Linked DNA regions of Homo sapiens: region 1 is linked to region 2. A link is a loop called in an ENCODE intact Hi-C map of the cell type or tissue named here. Cell type or tissue: PC-3. All regions are shown on one strand. Each heading gives the region's core, and the rest is flanking DNA. Links, peaks and the distances in the headings are about the cores only.

The links. Peaks named below come from ENCODE experiments on the same cell type or tissue, not always from the same donor. Only the 100,000 strongest peaks of a DNase experiment are listed, where the experiment ranks them.
Region 1: it touches region 2 in a loop (5-fold over the local background); 1 of 110 quality-filtered maps calls a loop at or near these places.

Annotation. Positions count from the first base shown.
Region 1 is chrX:133,186,062-133,196,488 of GRCh38, forward strand. No RefSeq gene overlaps it. Among named protein-coding and RNA genes, the nearest start is that of TFDP3, 27 kb to the right of the region's middle. In PC-3, for the core only: no CTCF peak of the experiment used is centred there; a DNase peak (open chromatin) is centred at 5,720; H3K27ac peaks cover 2,469 bases.
Region 2 is chrX:133,293,136-133,303,562 of GRCh38, forward strand. It overlaps GPC4 (glypican 4), which reads right to left. Exons shown (of 9, transcript NM_001448.3): 8 at 10,031-10,206; 9 at 6,968-9,934. The coding sequence ends at 9,732. Among named protein-coding and RNA genes, the nearest start is that of TFDP3, 80 kb to the left of the region's middle. In PC-3, for the core only: no CTCF peak of the experiment used is centred there; a DNase peak (open chromatin) is centred at 4,276; H3K27ac peaks cover 1,299 bases.

The DNA of each region.
Region 1 (10,427 bases), core at 3,294-8,293, 110 kb before region 2:
CCACCTCACAGGATTAAATGAGTTGTTACACATCAAGCACATAGTGTGGACTTATATGAGTTAATTGCTATTGTTATTGACTTCAAGGTTACATCCTGAGTGAGTCAGACTGAACTAGGAAAGCTGCCAAGACAGGTACAAAGGGTGTTTGTGTGAAGGTGAGTGTATGAGGAGTAGGGCGATAGGGAAGGTGAAACAAGGAGAAAAGGAGGAAAACATAAAGGTTGAGGAGGAGGGAGGAAGAGAAACATAAGGTGGGAAAAGGGATGGACAGGGCCAGGGAAAGGAGCAGGAAAGAGGCAGAGAAATTCAACAGCAAACACTCAGCAATGTGAAAGAAGTGGGTGCTTTGAACTACATACTGCAGCAAACATAGAGGTGGTCGATATTAGCCAGGTTATATAATAACAACAATGGCTGCATTGACTGAATACTATGTCCCAGACTCTGTGCTGGTGTTTTGTGTGTGTTTCTTGTTCAATTCTCAGCACACTCGATGAGAATTTTACCACAACCCTTTTCACAAATGAGAAAAGTTATACTTAGGGTGACTAGGTAACATATCAAAGGTCACCCATCTAGTAAGATGTACAGAGACCCCTGGATTCAAATTCAGGTCTGCCTAACTCCAAAGCCCATGCTCCAAACACATCCTATGCCTGCCACCCAACCAACAGTTATCTGTGTTTGAAATCTGTTGGCATCAGATTATACCCACAGATGCACTTCTTTTTTTTTTTTTTTGAACATTGCTAGACAAAATTTTATTCAGAAATTTTGTGTAACCAACTTACTATCACTCCACAGATGCACTTCTAATTCACTTAGAATAGTAGTCTAATAAAAATCATAAATCTTTGAAAAACTACTAGGTATACCTCTACCTTTTAGGAAATTCCCTGAGAAGACAAATAATCAAGCCAGACTAAGACATCAGCTGGTCTGGAATACTAATAGGTTCACATTCTTGGTGTCTTCAAGAAGAGCTCACTGCTGAGGAAAATCTACTGGATGAAGGGAATAAAAGGGGGAATAGAGTATAGGCCCCAAACTGCTGGAAGCATTACCTTTGAAAACGGGAAAATGAACCTGAGAAGAACACATAGCACCTGAGATGACAGCTCATATCCTTAGCACACACAGATATCTAGAATGAGAAGGGATTTTTAAAGATGATGAATTTCTTCATTTGAAAGGTGAGAAAACTGCCCGGGCGCAGTGGCTCAAACCTGTAATCCCAGCACTTTGGGTGGCTGAGGCGGGTGGATCACTTGAGGTCAGGAGTTCGAAACCAGCCTGGCCAACATGTTGAAGCCCCGTCTCTACTAAACACACACACACACACACACACACACACACACACACAGCCAGGTGCGGTGGCACACGTCTGTAGTCCCAGCTACTGGGGAGGCTGAGGCATGAGAATTGCTCAAACTCAGGAGGCAGAGGCTGCAGTGAGCTGAGATCATGCCACTGCACTCCAGCCTGGGCGACAGAGCAAGACTCCATCTCAAAAAAAGAAACAAAGGTGAGAAAACTAAATCTGCGAGCAGGGAAGTGCTTCATCCAAGATCCTATAACCCACAGAGTCTGTTGGGTTGAGCAGAATTCCTTCCCTCATTTGCCCAAATGAAAGACAAATGTTAAGATGGAAGGAAATGTGCTTTTCCCCACCCTGATGCAGGTGTGCTTTCTAGTTGACAAGCCTGAGCTCTCAGCTCATAGCAACGGGATTTACCCGAGTTTCTAATTAAGAAATTATGGAAAGAAAAAAAATGCACATACACTCAAATTTCAAGTAGCAGATTTAGGGAAAAGCAGGAATTCTCTGGGGCCTTCCCTTACACCTTTTGGAATGTTTATCCTCTTGTTTTTCCCATGCCCTTCTCTCCTCTCCCCATTTCCATCTCCTGAGGGCTCCCCAAGGTTTCCCTTGGCTGCAAAGGCCTGGGTGGATACTCCCTTCCTGGAACCCCTATGTGTTCAGAAAATCTAAAAGGACCCACTCTAAGATTAGATTTCTCCTAGACACAAGCTAGGCCAATAAATCACATGACTCGGGCTTTCACTGGCTTCAGTCAGCTCTGGGGTCTCCATTCTGAAGTGATTCCCTAAATCCAAGAAAGATATTTGCCCCAACATGCTTTAAGAATGTATTTGACGGCCAGGTGCAGTGGCTTATGCCTGTAATCCCAGCATTTTGGGAGGCTGAGGTGGGAAGATTGCTTGAGTCCAGGAGTTTGAAACCAGCTGGGCAACATGGTGAGTTTGCTTGAGTCCAGGAGTTTGAGGCCAGCCATGGTGAGACATCCCCTCCCCACCCCCCACAACACAACTCTACAAAAAATACAAAAATTAGCCAGGAGTGGTGATGCGCACCTGTAGTCTGAGCTACTCGGGAGGCTGAGGTAGGGGGATCGCTTAAGCCCAGGAAGTTGAGGCTGCAGTGAGCAATGTTCACATCACTGCACTCCAGCCTGGGTGACAGAATGAGACCCTGTCGCATAAAAAAAAAATGTATTTGAAAGATGTCCTTCAAGTTTCCTCCTTTGTTTGGCTGGAAAGTCTTGTGTAAGCTTTTCCAATTTAAACATCCATTGGAACAAAGTATTTGCTCACTTTTCTGTTCTGTACTTGCTGCAGGGCATCTCTTAAGCACAGTTTAATCACATTGCTGGGAACTGCAATTATTTTGCATCTCCCGGAGGCTCCTGAGAGACAACTGTAAATAATGGCTTATTCTCTTCACCAAACAAGAAGGCAATTGACTCACACAATTGCCTGAAGACTGGGCCTGGGAACTCCAGTTTCATTCCACAGGGATGCACTTAAAGGGCTGGCGTAGAGAATGAAAAACTCCCCAATGGAGGTAGGAATGGTCATTTTCAAGCCATATGTTTCTTCAGACGGATGCCTAATTTTAATTTGCCTTTGAATACATTTAGCTCTTGCTCCAAAATTCTCTTCTCATGATTCCTCTTTCTTGCTTATCAGTAGGAGGATGTTGCTGGCTGCCTGGGGTCTCTGGGGACAGTTTTCATATACGAGCTCTGGAAAATTAAAAATGATCCTGGGAGGCCTGCTAGCTGGCAGTTTATAAAATAGATTTTAAAAGAATAATCTTGAGTAACTTTTCTAAACACTAATGTTAAACTTCATATTTGTTTAGGAGCCCCTCGGACTCCATTAAAAGCCGTCTTCTTTGCTAGGATCTCTGGTTCTGGGCCTGGGAAAGGATGACTAGGAGGTTCTCCCCTCGATTTGAATACTTGAATTCTCTGTAACTGCCTTGACAGTGCAGAGCTGTGATTGGTGCAGATTAACCACAAACAGGTGAAGCTTTGGGAGTTTTCCAGCGTGTCTGAATTCTAATCGAAGGCAGGGCTGACTGTTTCGATTTCATTCAAACATAGCCTCAGCCTAAAGTATCACTGTGTACACTTAAAGAAGCGTCAGACAGAAAGAAAAAGGGCTGCTATTGCCAAAATGCTCGAGAGGTACATTCTAGGGTGGTGGGAGAGAGCCCAGGACACAGAGTCACAGGCTGGAAATGAACTCAGAATTCTCTCTTCTGGGGATGGCAATTCTTGGGCTGCTCTTGAAGGCTCACAACACCAGGTCCTTCCCTTCCAGAGACATAGACTTATTGCCCTGACCTGAAATTCTGCCCGTAGAGACTCAGGTCTAGTGGTGAGGTGGTGTCCTCTGCCTTTACCATCCTCCTTTTTTCTTTTTTTTCTTTTTTTTTTTTTTTGAGACAAGGTCTTGCTCTGTTGCCCCAGCTGGAGTGCAGTGACACGATCATGCCTCACTGCAGCCTCAAACTCATGGACTCATGTGATCCTCCCACCTCAGCCTCCCAAGTAGCAAGGACTACAGGTGTGCAGCGCCATGCTCAGCTGATTTTTAACTTATTTGTATAGAAGGGGTGTCACTATCTTGCCCAGGCTAGTCTTGAATTCCTGGGCTCAAGCAATCCTCCCACCCCAGCATCCCAAAGTGCTGGGATGACAGGTGTGAGCCACTGTGCCTGGCCTCTACCATCCTCCTAAAGAGGCAATTCCACGGGGTAGGATGCCACTTGAAGACATCACCCATACTTTTTTTTTTTTTTTTTTTTGAGACGGAGTTTCCCTCTCGTCACCCAGGCTGGAGTGCAGTGGCACGATCTTGGCTCACTGCAACCTCTGTCTCCCGGGTTCAAGCGATTCTCCTGCCTCAGCCTCCCGAGTAGCTGGGATTCCTGGCACCTGCTGCCACGCCTGGCTAATTTTTTGTGTTTTTAGTAGAGACGGGGTTTCACCATGTTGGACAGGCTGGTCCCAAACTCCTGACCTCAGGTGATCCACCCGCCTCGGCCTCCCAAAGTGTTGGGATTACAGGTGTGAGCCACCACACCTGGCCCACCCCTACATTTTGAATGAAGCCTTAGGTTCTTTCTCCTGAGGCAGGAGAGAGGCCACAGAAGAACCCAACTCAGAATGTTAAAAGGAAAGAGGGGAAGGGGTCCCAGGATGGGAACTGAAGGCAGAAGTCAGGAGGAACATAGCAAAGCTCCACTCTACCTACCTCATGATTTGGCTTTAGGCCCTTCCTGGCAGTCTAATGGCCCTAGAAGTCCTGAGCCTTAGGAACCTGGAAGGAAATTAAACAGGCCAGCTGCCTTTGCAAGTCAGGAGTTAGGACACAGAAACACCCCTCTCTCCCCAGGAGTACCCCAGTTCCTTTCTCCCCTCCACCAGCTGTGAGTCAGGTAAATTTTTTCTTATCTACATGAGATAATATACATAAGTCAGTGCTTTCCTTCTGCTGAACTCCATCCTTCCCCTTTGGAATGTGAGTGTTTGTCTTCCATTTCCTGGCACTTCTTTTCCCCTTCATCTCAGCCAGCACCTTTAAGGAAGGCCAAAAGAGCCCTTTCTTCCCACGAGTGAGGGGCTCCCTCTGGGGCTGAGCAGCAGATGGGTAGAAAGACAGCCCTGGCTGAGAGCTCAAGCAGGTCATTTGGCTTGTGGCAGAGCCGCTCCAGCTCTTGTCCCCAGCCAGAGGGCCACCTCTCACCTACCTCTGCAAACAGCGTAGCAGGTGCTCCTAGACACGGGGCCCACCGAGGGCCTTAAACCAATCTTGCCACAAAGAACAACTCCTGCAAAGGCCTCTGGGGCTCCTGCTGAGACCCAGGGCTCCAGGAACCTGAAACCTTAAGTGGAGCAGATGTGTTGGGGAACTTTGTAACAATGCTAAGGGAACTGACTCCAAATGGCTGGGGGAGATGTGAATGGGGCAGGTACAAGCTCTCTCTGCATTCCTAGCCTATTCTTCCTCCCAAAGCAACCAAAACCTGGTTTCCGTGGTCAGAGAGGAAAGGAAAGATATCTGAGAAATTAAATCGTACTGGAGGATTAATGGGAACTGGCACGAGGGTGATTTGTGCTTTTAAAGATGGTCATGCTTAACACAAGAATGCTCAGGTGAAATTGCTGACATCAATGCTGGGGGCAGATAGTACATGGTGAGAGGGAGGCCTTCTGGTACCTCTCAAATTACAGCAGGCAAGTGACTGTGTTCCTGGAAGGCCAGTCCTGGCTCTCCTCTTCAAACATCTACGTTTCGCTTCCCATTCTCATACTTGAGCCACAGAGAAGGGCTGAAATTTCCCTCTGAGGTGCCCTTCTTGAACTCCTTCCCATGGGAACAAACAATTCTGGATCTCATTGCAAGACCACAACACTGAATACTCATTCTCTGTCCCCAGAAAACGTTCTTCTTAAACCCACAATTGGATTGCTCATTGAAAGCTATATTTTCTCTGGGAAGTGAAAGATGTTATGCCAGAGTTGCTCTCTCAAAGTTTCTGAAAACAACAAAGCATTGTTTTGTACCACCAGGACTCAGGCTTAGGACAATTATAAAATGAATCAGCAGCATTATAAAATTGTCTCTCATATGACTTATGTTGTATCATTGTTTCCAAATCTTTTAATCGTCCAAAAAGCTATTATACCTAGGGATTACCAAGTTAATTGAAGGGAAAAAGAATCCAAGAACTCAATAAACCTCACTGTCCCTAAACTACCTGCCTACCTTTCACGATTTTTCCAGTTACGTAAAGGGTCACTGGTTTTGTGGCTTTGTTTTAATGACGGTAGTAGTGAGAGATGAGGAGGGATCCTATTGTCTCATCTTCTCCTAGCAATCCTAATGCACTTCGAAGTGCATTGAATTCAAGAGTCAAAAAAAATCTGGTTTCAAAGCCTGCTACCTATATACCAAATATTTACACTTTAAGATGAAGGACATTATTGGGTGTTCAAGGAAAATTAAGAAAATATTTAAAGAATGCCTCCAAAGCTTGCACCTCATGCTCTGGAGAAGAAAAAATAATGAGAGGAAAATCTAAGCAACACTAAGTGAATTGGAGATATTACAACAAGGGTCCAAACAAATTGAGGTTTCTTTGGAAAGCAGTATGTTTTAGGTTCTAGAAAAACTGAAACAAGTTGTCAAGAGAGTCCCACAGAGACTTTCCACATTTTAATTGCATTTAATTCTTACAGCAATCCTCTAATATTTGGTTAACATTTAATAGATAAGAAAACTCGCCAGGCATGTTGGTTCATGCTGGTAATCCCAGTGCTTTGGGAAGCTGAGGCGGGAGGGTCTCTTGAGTCCAGGAATTCTCTACAAAAAATAGAAATAATTAGCTAGGTGTGGTGGCACATGTCTGTGGTCTCAGCTACTCACGAGGCTGAGGCAGGAAGATCACTTGAGCCCAGGAGTTTAAGACTAACCTGGGCAACAGAGCGATATCTTGTCTCTACTAAAAATTAAAAAATAAATTAGCCAGGTGTGGTGGTGCATGCCAATAGTCCCAGATACTCAGGAGGCTGAGTTTGGAGGATCACGTGAGTCTGGGAGTTTGAGGTTGCAGTGAGCCATGATGGTACCACCACATTCCAGCCTTGGTGACCCTGTCTCAAAAAAGTAATAATCATAATAATAATAATTGGGCAAAGAAAAAAGAAAGACACTCTGATTCAAAGTTGAGACATGGGCCCAGCTCAGTGGCTTATGCTTGTAATCCCAGCACTTTGGGACATTAAGATGGGTGGATCACCTGAGGTCAAGAGTTCGAGACCAACCTGGCCAACGTGGTGAAACTCCGTCTCTACTAAAACTACAAAAATTAGCTGGGCGTGCTGGCACAAACCTGTAATCCCAGCTACTCGAGAGGCTGAGGCATGAGAATCACTTGAACCCAGGAGGTGGAGGTTGCAGTGAGCCGAGATTGTGCCACTGCACTCCAGCCTTCTGGGCAACAGAGCAAGACTCTGCCTCAAAATAACAAAGAAGGATATGCACCCAGAGAGCAGCTCTGGACAACATTACAACATAGAGATAACTTCATGTTCATGCAATGGAAACATACTTTACTATTGGTTAACATAGAAATGTCACAAAAGTCAATCACATACAGAGAATGCAAATGCATTTTGTAAATATTTCTTAAATTCTACATTCTCAGACTGTAATGAATTAACATTGAAAATATATAGCAAGAATATAATTAAATAATAAACAACAATATAGAATTTTTAAGACTCTTAGGTTATTCCCAGGTCAGGAAAAAAATGCAGAGCAAAATGACAGAATAATTTTTAATGAAATATAAATACAGCATTTCATAATACATAGAATGCTGCCAATGCAGTACTTAAAAGAAAATGTAGCACTGTAAATGCCTATATCAATAAGAAAGAAAGAGCAACAGGAATAGAATGAACTAAATCTCTAAATCCCTTTAAAAGGGAATAAAGCAACCTCCCAAAATATAGAAACAGAAAATCCCAAATAAAAATAAGCAAAATGAGCTGAGCACGGTGGCTCGCACCTGTCATCACAACAATTTGGGAGGCCAAGGCAGGTGGATCATTTGAGCCCAGGAGTTCGAGACCAGCCTGAGCAACATGGTGAAACCCTGTCTCTACCAAAAAAATACAAAAATTAGCTGGGCGTAGTGGCATGGGCCTGTGGTCCCAGCTACTCGGGAGGCTGAGGTGGGAAAATGGCTTGAGCCCAGGAGTTCTGAACTGCAGGGAGCTGTGATCGTGCCATTGCACTCCGGCCCCTGGGTAACAGAGCAAGACCCTGTCCCTAAATAAATAAATATATATATATTAAACAAAATTGAAAAGATAAAAATAACCATTTGGTAAAAACAAAAATAAAACCCCAATAGTTGTTTCTTTGAAAAATCAGTGGAACTAACAACCACTGGCCAAATGATTTACAAAAGATTAAAAACACACACAATGTAATAAATTAGATACAAGAGATTTAACAATAAGACAAATTCAAAATACTTGGGGTTATGTGCCCCTCTTCTCTCTTTCTATAGCATTCTGTATATTGCTATTAAAACATTTATCACACTATACTTTAATTATATGTTTATTTGTCCATCTCCTTATATTAATAGGCTTCTGGCAGGAAACAGATGCCATACTCCAAAAGGTTTTACAGAGGAAAATCTAATAAAGGGACTATTTGCAATAATATGCACAGGGTTAAGGGAACCAACAAGGGATGCTGCAGCACCCTGGGGCAAGCAACAGCAAGTCTCTACCACCCCTAGCCCAAAGAGGCAAGCAGCAGGAATGGTTTCGGGAAAGCATGGCAAGAATTGAAGCTGGTAGAGAGGGGCTGCCTCCCAGAAGCTATGGCAATGGGTAGAAGAATGAAGCCACTACTAAAACACAGCCTGCAAGGCAGGGAGCCAACGGAATAAATATGCCAGTCTCTTGTACCTCCCAACTTCTCACTTCCTGTGAAACTTTCATTTCCTGCCATTCCTCCCAAATGTGGAATCCTACCTGAAGCCAGAGGGCAGAAGAGCCTTGGTGATTGAGTCCACAGAGGTCAGCCTCTTAGGGCAGAGCAGGGCAAAGAATGAGTTACAGTAGGGTTATGGGGGACACCAACAGGGACCAACCAGCACACTCTACAACCTGATTATAGAGTCCGTGAGAACAGAGACTGTATTGTTATCATTATTATTATTATTATTATTTTGAGATAGGGTCTCACTCTGTTGCCCAGGCTGCAGTGTGGTAGTGTCATTATGGCTCACTGCAGCAGGTGATCCTCCCATCTCAGCCTCCCAAGGGGCTGGGACCACAGGCATGTGCCACCATGCTTGGCTAAATTTTTGAATTGTAGAGATGAGGTCTTGCTATGTTGCCCAGGCTGGTCTTGAACCCTTGGCCCCAAGCAATCTTCCTGCCTCAGTCTCCCAAGGTCAGGATTACAGATGTTAGCCACTGCACCTGGCCCAGACAATGTATCTTGTTCATTTTTATGCCACCAGCCTTTAGGGGCAATGACTCAATAACTATTTATTGAATTAATACATGATTAAATGGAGTGAGCTATTATCATTTTCACCTACATGCTAATGAAAGTAATAACTGAGTAGCTATGAATGAGGACATGCACAAATATACACAATATCAACTATGACATGGGAAAATTAGCATGAATGGATTATTCTTAGAGAAAAGCAATAGAAAAAGGAGTATTAAAATAATATAAAATCAGGCACCTGGCTCTGATCAATTCACTAGAGAATTTTTCTAAGGAACAATCCTTCTATTAAACAATCTGTTAAAAAATATAGAAAAGGGTGTCTTACCAAACTTGTTTTATGAGACAAATATGTTTTTTAAAATATATATAAGGAAACAACAATATAAAGAAAGAAAAGTACAGGTTAGTCTTGTGAATATGAATACAGAACTTCTAAAAAATACTGTAGCAAAAAGAATGCAGTACTGCTGTGACCCGGTGGAAGGCTTACAAAAAAATTATAATGTTACGAACACTGTTTTTTGTATTTTATTTTGTTTTCGAGACAGGTTCTCACTGTCACCCAGGCAGGAGTGCAGTGGCGTGATCATGGCTTACTGCAGCTTTGACCTTCTGGGCTCAAGCAACCCTCACACCTCAGCCTCCCAAGTAGCTGGGACTACAGGTGTGCACTACCATGCCTGGCTAATTTTTGTATTTTTTTGTAGAGATGGGATTTCACCATGTTGCCCAGGCTGGTGTCAAGCTCCTGGGCTCAAGGGATCCACCCACTTTTGCCTCCCAAAGTACTGGGATTATAGGCATAAGCCACCGCACCCAGCCTTGAAACACTGTTAACATAAGATATCATATTAATGGACAAAATATAAAAATCCTATCCACGTATGCCTTCAACAAATATGTATTGAGAGCCTAGTATTTATCAAGTACTGTTCTAGACACTGGGGATACAACAGTGAACAAGACAGGCAATGAGCCTGGCTCTCTTGAAGCCTCTAGTCTCATGGTGGAGATAGATAACAAGCCAGTAGCTAACTAGAATAGTTTCACAGGGTGACAAG
Region 2 (10,427 bases), core at 2,206-7,205:
GTGGCTCCTCCTTAACCTGATTTATACTTGGTGCCCTCAACCCACCAGCTGGCTGCCTAATGCCCGAAGAGGTTTTCCAACTCCCATATAATCCCAGGTCCCTGCAGGATGATGTCTGGGGAAGTAGACCCCAGGGATACCTCTTGTGTTTCTTTCCAGCTAGGAGGCCAGAGCAGAATAGAGTGGCCTAAGACATCTGGGATCTCTGGAATGACTCTGGCAGTAGGGGTGAGGGTGGGGCACCTAGAAGCAATGTTTGAAGATGTGGCAAAGATATGTGCATGTGACTGGCCAGAATTCAAAGGTGTGACGGGGTGGGAAATGGGGAGGACCACTTAAAATATGTCTTACTACATTCCAAACCTGGACATCCAAAAAGTATCCCTTGAATTGAACTGGAATATCTTCACTGGAAAGCTCCAAATCAAAATTGTTGGGGGGAGGCTGGTGTGTATTAGGTGTAAAGGGAGTTGAACCCCCACGGGTTGCATAGTACAGCACTGAGCACAGTGTCAAGCCCAAGGATGACTCCACTGAATCCATGCTACACACTCCTACCTAGTTCTTCTTTACATATCCTGTGCATCACGTCTCGTCCTACTCAAGAAACTGTGTTAGGGCCTGCCCACTTGAATGCTAAATTACCTTGCCTGGCTTTTGAGGGCTTCACAGTCTCATCCCATCCTTCACCAGTCTTGTACTAGGAAACCCATCACCTCTGCCTTTCAGACACATTTCTCTTCTGCTTCCTCACTCCCCACACCCATCCCACCACCACCCCCAGACCACACTTTGTCCCACCTCCCTGCCCTTACTCTTACAATCCAAACCAGCCAGTGCTTTACTGAGTGTGGAAGGCAACCTGTAGCATCCAAGGAATAGTAAGAACTAATGATGGGTCCTGCTCACGAGAGCTCCTAGGAGAATTTCCTCCCCTCTCTTCCCTGCCTAGTCAAATTCTCCCCTCCAACCATGCCCGATTCTAGCCCTGCCTCCCCAGGAAGTCACCCTGAACTTTCCAATGTGCACCCCTCTCCCTTGACCTGCAAGACAGCTCAGAGCTCGTGATTTCACTGGCATGTTTCCTGAGGAGTCTTGTCTCCCCAATGGAGACAGAGGCCCCATCCTATGTCAAGTTTTCCTCCTGCCCTCCTATTCAAAGGCCAGGGCCAGACCTGTCATAAATCATATGATTGCCTCAAATTCCTTGTGGTTTTGGAGGCCAGACATCCAGAGCCACATGACTGCTAGCCAAGGGCTGGCCTCTCTGGACACTTTATTTTTGGAGTCCCTGTTTCAACATGACAAGCACCTTCAAATTCTTCAGTTGGATATAAATTACAACTCCCCAAAAGGAACCTGGTTGACAAACTGTGCAATGTGGGTCACACAGGGGTTCATCCAGCCCTGACTTAGGTACAGGCTGATGGTCCAAAGGGTGGGTTGAAGAGTAATGAATACCTAGCTCCAATGGCCACCTCAGATAGTGCTGCCCTCTCCCCATCCCACTCTGATTCACCTTTTGGCTCCAGGGATTTTGTTCAGCATCAGCTGATCACCAGCAGCCTAGAGTATTAAACATTTTTCTTTTCTTTTTTTTTGATACGGAGTCTCACTCTGTTGCCCAGGCTGGAGTGCAGTAGCATGATCTCGGCTCACTGCAACCTCTGCCTCCTGGGTTCAAGCGATTCTCCTGCCTCAGCCTCCCGAGTAGCTGGGATTACAGGTGTGCACCTCCCCACCCGGCTGATTTTTGTATTTTTGGTAGAGACAGGGTTTCACCATGTTGCCCAGGCTGATGTCAAACTCCTGACCTTAAGTGATCCACCCACTTCAGTCTCCAAAAGTGCTGGGATTACAGGTGTGAGCCACCATGCCTGGCCAGCATCTTTAATTTGAGCAATTACATAAATCACTGCTCATTGAGTAAGAAAGAATTCCTTTTTTTTTTTTTCAAAATGGATCGTTTACTCGTTCTGAGAGGGTAGCGTGCCTTTAGTTCTAGGAATTCACCTTCCCCACAGCCCCAATTCTATAGGTTTGAGTCTCTGTCTCTGCAGACCAGTGAGGCATCACTTGTCATTCACTTGGAGGTAAAGCCCTCAGTCCCTGCTGATTTTGCTGCTCATCTCTGGACCTTCTATCAAGGTGGAGGTCAAACCCAGAGTACAAAGCACACCTAGGTCAGGATCTTTCCCATTCTGTTCTGCACATACTGCCCTGTGGGGATGCTGGGACACATGATCAGCACACAATCAACAAGAGGTCTGGATTTCTTTCCTAGGTAGGAAGTGAGAAGTTAAAATCTCTCCTTCCTAACACACAGATTTTGTCTGTAGATGTCTTTTCTAATGTGCACTAAGACCAGTCCTGCAGGAAAAACCTATTACACTCCCCCTCTAGAATAGTGCCTGTTCATCCCTGTTCTTTGGGTCTAATCTGTGACCCAGGTGTAAACTTTAAGACGGAGTCTTGTCAAGGGCTCTTTAAGAAACCCAGATGATGTTCACTGGCCCCTACTTATCCCAAGATGTGTTTACCTCCCACACAGAGCCCCAGCTGATTAAGCAGGTATGAATTTTTCCTATGTAAACCATGATATTTTCCTCAACAAACTGTATTTCCTTAAGTGTTCAGCCTTCTCAGCACTGTCGCTGCAAGGGCACCCCCAGAACCATTCCCACAGCCTGTGAATGGGTAATTTCACATTCACAGGCTGTCCTGGAAAGGGTAGACAAGATACCTCGAGTTAATAATTATTTCTTCAGGCTGGGCGCAGTGGCTCACGCCTGTAATCCCAGCACTTTGGGAGGCAGAGGCGGGCAGATCACTTGAGATCAGGAGTTCAGGAACAGCCTGGCCTACATGGTGAAACCTTGTCTCTACACTACAAATACGAAAATTAGCTGGGCATGGTGGCGAATGCCTGTAATCCCAGCTACTCGGGAGGCTGAGGCACGAGAATCACTTGAACAGGGGAGGCAGAGTTTGCAGTGAGCCAAGGTCGTGCCACTTCACTCCAGCCTGGGCGACAGAGTGAGATTCTGCGTCGAATACTAAAATAAAATAAAATAATAAAATAAAATAAAATAAAATCGTTCTTCAAGAACCAGCACATCAATGATGGCACATAATCCGGATGCACTGGAGTTCTTTCTGCTTTGAAGTCCACAGAGCAAGGAGCCACTGTGTGAAGTCAAAAACCCTCTTCATCATCAAGATTTGCCTCCAGGTGGCCCTGGACTCCTTGGCCCATACTCAGGTCAGCCAAGTTAATCAGTGCCTCCTATGGCCATTAACCCGACCCTTCCTCAGGGGCAGGGCAGCTCTACATATGGTAAGCTTGACAAGCCTTGTCCTTTCCTAATGATTCAGACAATGTAGGGTAAGGGAAAAGCAGCAATCGAAGGAAAAGTAGCACTTGAGCAGGCTCGGCCTGATGGCAGACCCACCGATGCTTCAAATCTGGTTCTTGCATTTCTTATGTGGGTGTCACCCTTGGCCAAGTTACCCGACTTCTTTGCATCCTTTGACTCATCTATGAAATGGACTGACTTCTACTCTGCAGAATTCTGTAACAGAATTGATGTGGCCCAGCCTTAGTGCCGGGCACACAGGTTCTTCCTGCCTCACCTTTTTTTTTTTTTTTTTTTTTTTTAAGATGGAGTCTTGCTCTGTTGCCCAGGGTGGAGTGCAGTGGTGCGATCTCAGCTCACAGCAACCTCCAACTCCCAGGTTCAAGTGATTCTCCTGCCTCAGCCTCCCAAGTAGCTGGGATTATAGTTGCCCACCACCACACCTGGCTAATTTTTGTATTTTTGGTAGAGACGGGGTTTCACCATGTTGGCCAGGCTGGTCTTGAACTCCTGACATCAAGTGATCTGCCTGCCTCGGCCTCCCAAAATGTTGGTATCACATGTGTCAGCCACCAGGCCCAGCCCCTGCCTCGCTTCTCAGTCAGGAAGTTATAAGTAAATAAACAGCAAATAACTAGTTTCTTTTTAAATAATGTCTAAATGTTCATTACCGCTGCCAGATCCTGTTGCAAAGTGTTCCGAACTGAAACAGCAGAGTAAAAACCATTTGTTATGCACATTTTAAAAGAAAGGTGAGGGTGGGGGCAGTAAAGACCTTTAAAGACAAATGCACTGAAAGAGGACAGAGAGATCCTAATGTGTGTGTTCAGAAAACCACCCACTGGCTGTGATTATTTCTTTTTGGCTGACCTGGCACCAAAATGCTCTGTGCAGTGAGTCACCATGAACAGCGGGTTACAGTCAGCTTTAGGTTATCTGTGGTGATGCAGAAAAGCACACACAGGCAGTGGTAAATCTAAGAAATTCTATTTGGTCTCTGGTATGCATTTTATATATGTGTATTTTCTTTTTCTTGGCAGGAGACTTACCTTCTTAATTATGTTTCCCTTAGGCTATTATTAAAATGAGTCCACATTCCCCAAGCACACCCCTCTGACAGCCATAGGAAGGCAGCCCTTAAGTGACAGGGTAAGATCTACCTGGTATTTAGTGTTTGAAAATACACAATCACTTAATAAATCTGTGTGTAGGTTTGTGTACACATACACACACACACACACACACACACACACGCACACACACACAGGTCTTCTAATCCTACTATGCAAGAAACACAGGAATTAAGAATAACATGGAGTGGCAACAAAGTTGCTGCCAAAGGCCTCCCCAAAGACCAGAGAACAGGATCATAAAAGCCTCCTGGGGTCATCACACATATACTTTTATCTTAACTCTTTAAGCACACTTGTTATCTTTCATTAGCTTTTACCTAGTAGGATTGATGTGTGAAGATCTTTGTCTTTGCAACAACCCTGTGCTTTTTTTCAGAATTCCTAACATTTAAGAAATGTCAAAAGTAGAGTGGAATGTACATTTAATTGCACATGTGGACGCTCATGCTGAGGAATGCATTTCTTTAGATTTTACTGAACTCAGAAGTCTCTCAAACACTGATTCATTAAAAATTCAACTTTACAAGAAAACTGAAGTTGGAACAATTTATTTGCATATTCTAATGACTGAACCATTGGATGCAGTAACCAAGGTGTAGTTACACATTTTCCTAGTATCCTCATCTCCATTCTGTGTGGTGGTTGATGCTGCTTCAAGGCATCTGGACTTTTGAAAGCATTAAAAGTACTTCAAGGCCAGTGTGGTGGCTCATGCCTGTAATCCCAGCACCGTGGGAGGCCAAGGCAGGAGAACTACTTGAAGCCAGGAATTGAAGACCAGCTTGGGCAACATGGCAATACCCTGTCTTTACAAAAAAAAAAAAAAAAAAGCTGAGTATGGTGGTGTGTGCCTGTAGTCCCAGCTACTTAGGAGCCTGAGGTGGGAGGATCACTCAAGCACAGGAGTCCAAGGTTGCAGTGAGCTCTGATGATGCCACTGCACTCCAGCCCGGGTGACAGAGTAATATCCTGTCTCAAAAAAATGAATACTTTATTCTAATAGAATATGAGTAAATTCCAGGTCACAACAGCTCCTGTGAACCATTCCTAAGCATGAACAGTGGTATTAATGTGCTGTGTTCTGAGAGGATCTTCCGAACTGCTTTGGCTAATGTCTTCTGCACTGGTGATGATATGAAAACAAACTACCAAAAATAAACCTTAACAAAAACAGAAAGCATCCAAATTGTACACTCTGGGGTTATAGTGCTATAATGCCAAACTATTCCTCACTCTATTCAATGTTTGTTTCTTGAAAAACTACTTAAATTAATCTGGGCCAAAATACAGTAAAACACAACATGTGCTACCACTGAGAAGCCATGCCTTTAGAATAGGAATCCTAAACTTAATTACAGAGCCGTATCCTTAGAGTCTCCTATTCTCAATATTCAAAAAATTAACCTAAAGAAATAGGACATTATAAGCATAAAATGCTACCTTTTTGATGGGCGCAGTGGCTCATGCCTGCAATTCCAGCACTTTGGGAGGCCGAGGTGGGAAGATCACTTGAGCCCAGGAGTTTGAGACCAGCCTGGCCAACATGGTGAAATCCTGTCTCTACTAAAAATACAAAATTAGCTGGATGTGGTGGTGCACACCTGTAATCCCAGCTACTCATGAGGCTGAGGTGGGAGGATTGCTTGAGCCGGAAGGCGGAGGTTGCGGTGAGCTGAGATTGCGCCACTGCACTCTAGCCTAGGGGACACAGGGAGCCTCCGTCTCAAAAAACAAAAAACAAAGCAAAACAAAACAAAAAAAACCCCACAAACAAACAAAAATCAAACAAAAACGCTACCTTTTATATGACAAAAAGGAGTAAACTTCTATTCATATTCGCTTGTATATGCATAAATAAACTTTGGAAGAAGACATACATAAGTAAATAGTAAGAGCTTACTTGAGGTGTGGGGACAACTTGGCAGATGGAAGCAGGAATGGGAGGAAAATTCACTCAGTCTCTTGATGTATGTTCTGTTTTTTAAACCCTGTCAATATATTACCTAATTAAAAACTAAGTACACAAGTAAATATTACTTGGCATTTGGCTCATTGATAGAATAGAATTCCTGTTACCAAATGTCATCTCTCAGGTATTTTTCACATATATAAAAAGGAATTTTAGAAGAATTTTAGGAGTCAAAAATTAGAAACTGAGTTTGTGAAGTGTATCACGGTATGCAGTTATATTTTTTCCCATGAAGTTCAAAGTCAGAAGAATTTTGAGTACTTTGTTGTTGTTTCAAAAAAGGTAGAAAGTTACATTTGGCTTAGCAGTGACATTACATGTGCATGCGCGTGTGCGTGCACACGCACACACACACACACACACCCTCCTCTAGTAGATAACTGTTAGTATTTTGCCATTGAAAGTAATGGCAAAAACTGCAGTTACTTTTGCACTAACCTAATAACCTACTACCCTTTAGCTATGTAAATAGACATATTCTGCTAACAAAGGGGAAGCAGAAATTTGTGTAGCACCATTCATACCTATTTTTATTTTGATTCTGTAATCACAAATGACAATTTTTACTTCATGTGAACTGTTAGGTTTTGAACACTCAGTAACTAAACTTTAGAAATTTACGTCAATTCTTCGCAGTGTCTTTTAATCAAAATAACAGGTGCTAGTTACGATTTTTGAAATAAAATATAAATCTAAGAGTTGTAAAATCTTTAAGGTACAGAGTAGGTGATGTGTTTTAAAGAAAAATAATTTATAAATGACTTTGTAAAACACAAGCCCTTCACATGCTGTTAACTTTGGAAAAGTCAGGTCTTCTCCTAACAAGGCTTTTATTCTACTTCATACTCCAAACTCTTAAGGTTTTAAAATATTCAACTTGCCTTTCTTCTTTTTTGGGGAGTGGGGGTGAGCTTGCCAGCTGCTTAGAAGCCAAGAGTTATCCAGTCAGACCTGAATGGAAAAATCTATGATTTGTTTATTTCATAGTTGAAGTTCAAAAGCAAGAGACAATTTAAATAATAAAAGAGTAACAGGAAAAAATGCAAAGAAAGAAAACAAATCAGTAAGAGTTCAGAAGAACCTTCAAGAATACTTAATTTGGAAAATGTTATTGGTTTAGAGAATTTGACTGGAAGAAAACAGCTGGGCAGAGTTCAAGGTTTTAAATTAAAAACAATCTAACAAGGTCTATGGGGATAACTCTCTGAGCCATATTTTGGAGACCAGATTCATTTCTACCAAGTAAAAGTAATAGCAGTCTAAGCTAAAAAGGAAATTCCTCACAACTGAGGTAGTTACTAAGTATCAGCACATTTTCCAAGTTCTCACAAGGCCCCTTAGCTATTTACAATCTATTTTCCCTTATATATAAATGGAGTGCCTTTTCAATTTTATGTCTTCTGATTTGTTTTAAAAAAAAAACCACTTATACACACCAGCCAGAATATGCCTATTTTATTAACATCATGCTTTAATAAATAACTGGCTACTTCTAATAAAATTAAGCCTCTGTTTACAACAGCCCCCAATATTCCATTTTGACCACTCTGCAGAATTTGGTGTAAAAAGTTGAATGAAATGTAGACCCTGAGCTATCAAGTAATTATGTTTCAATATAAAAATAGAGAATTACTCTTACAACTGAAGATTGAACAATAACACAAACAACCTCTTTGTGGGTTTTAGGTTCGGTAAAATTAGTTGGGATCTTAATGGCTGTCTAAAGCAGGAAGAGACAGAATTTTAGTCTTTCTGAAGACTTCTGGGAACTCCTTTGAAAGTGATTTGTTACATTATCAGAGTTTTATGAGCTATCATTTGGTAAGGACACAAGGAAGGGATTCCCAAGGCAGTTGTTAGTCTTTGGCCTGGGACAACAGATATGGCCATGGCCTTTGCCACTTCACCCACGTGGCTAAAGGTCACCACTAAGATGTAGTATTCTCAGCTCTACCTACTCCCACCCCACCCCATCCCCCAAGAAAAACAACACATACAAAAATCTGGACACCTAGTTCTCCCCTAAGTGGGCTCCTTGGCTGATATCTTGGATCGTAGCACATTGCTGTGAACCATGGCAAGTCCTTTGTTTTACTGATAAGAGGGGGCTAGGTAAGAAAAAGACTCAAATGAGACACCTTATACTCTCTTAAAACAAAAACTGGGATCCCAAAACAAATGGAGATACACATGCACAGACAAAAACTTTGCCCGAGTGTTGACAGCTATTCCCTGAGCCCAGGCTGTACCCCAGTTCTGGCTAGCTCTCAGACAGCTCCCTGTACATAATTGGGTTTGAAATCTCGACCACTCTAACAAAGGATATTAATTCAAATAGGGTCAGTGTGAACATGAAAACTAGCACAGGGTGGGCTAGCTAACCTGCCTGGTTTTAAAAAAAAACACCCCTAAACCCAAGTGTGAACATGTGATAACTGGGACATCCTGAATGCTTTCTATCTTTCAAGGGGGATGATATCCAGAATCTTTTTCTAAATGGGTTACATTTTATGTATAAGTGGGTTCAAGAAATGGACCTATAGTGATCTTAGCTTATGTAATTCAACTCATTCAAAGCAGTAGTCTGCAGTCTCTTCCAACTATCACCAATAAATGAAGTACACATAACCTCCTTCTTGGATTGATGCTTTGAATACAATCTGACAAGTGGCTCAGAAGCCTGCTTGTGCCCTCACATTCTGTCTTAATAATAATTTAAAAAAAAGAAAATCACCTCCACGTCTCTCCAGATAAGGCAACTAAAATAACAGGGAGAAATGGAAATTTTACTGCTTTTTGGGCTTTTTCTTTTAATAAGATAACATGATAAATAAAACCTGCTTCTGTACAGCTATTTAATATTTCAGAAATACGTACATGTTACGTGCCAAGAAGGGACCCTGGTTTGCTTGTAAGAAACAAGGCGAGATCACAGTTGGAAAAAAAAACCCACAAACGAAATGAGAAAAAAACATACAAACAAATAATAGAGTGATAAAATCACAAATGCACAACTAACTATAGTTCTGTACCTACACTGTTAGCCACGTTTAACATGGTTTGGGGGAGCAGGAACCAACTCAATGCACAGTCCCTTTTCCTCCCAAAACTGAATGAGAAAACAAAGTCAGCACTTCTTAAACCAGTGGCCACATAGTAAAAACTGTACATTGTTGTCCATTCATTTAAAAAGCAAAGTCACTAGGATGGTAGAAAAGTGATAACTGGTGCCTTTTAACTTTTTGATGAACACTTTTTCTCAGAGTTTGAGAATTATCTCCACTCTCTCTGCATAACCAGGAACAAGATGCAGAAGACAGTGAGGAGGTAGGCCTGTGCCCCAGGACGGACACCAGCACTGTCGGCTTTCTCATTGGCACTCTTCCCAGCATGGTCAGTGGCATTGTAGTCAAACTCTGAAGGGCACTGCTGATACTCACAGCCACTTCCACTTCCTTCTCCACTACTTTCATCACCTAGTTTAAAAAAAAATGGAATAGAAATTTCATTCCACTTGTTCTCATCAGAAGACATACAAGAGCAATTCGTACTTTCAAACCACAAATGCTTACTGATATCAAAGAAGTCCACGTCGTTCCCATTGTATGCATTCTTCATCTTGCTGGTCATCACTCGAAGAGCCATGATTTGACGAAGGATCAGTATGTCTGGTTTGCTGGTGTCAACCTGGACCTCTGGGTTGTTGCCCTGGTTGGCTAATCCATTTCCTGTCACTGCAAACAGGTACCTGGAATGTAAAATGACCCCAGTAAGATGATTCGTAAAGCGAAAAGATTTTATCTGTCTGCCTCCCAAAGTGCTGGGATTACAGGCGTGAAGATTATGAAGATTATACAAGAGGTTATCAAATACTTCTGCTAGATTCTAGTATTTCCACTAAGCAAAATTAGATGGAAGTTCTTTAATTCCTAATGAACTCTAATCTTTCTTGTTCCTGTGGATTCCTCA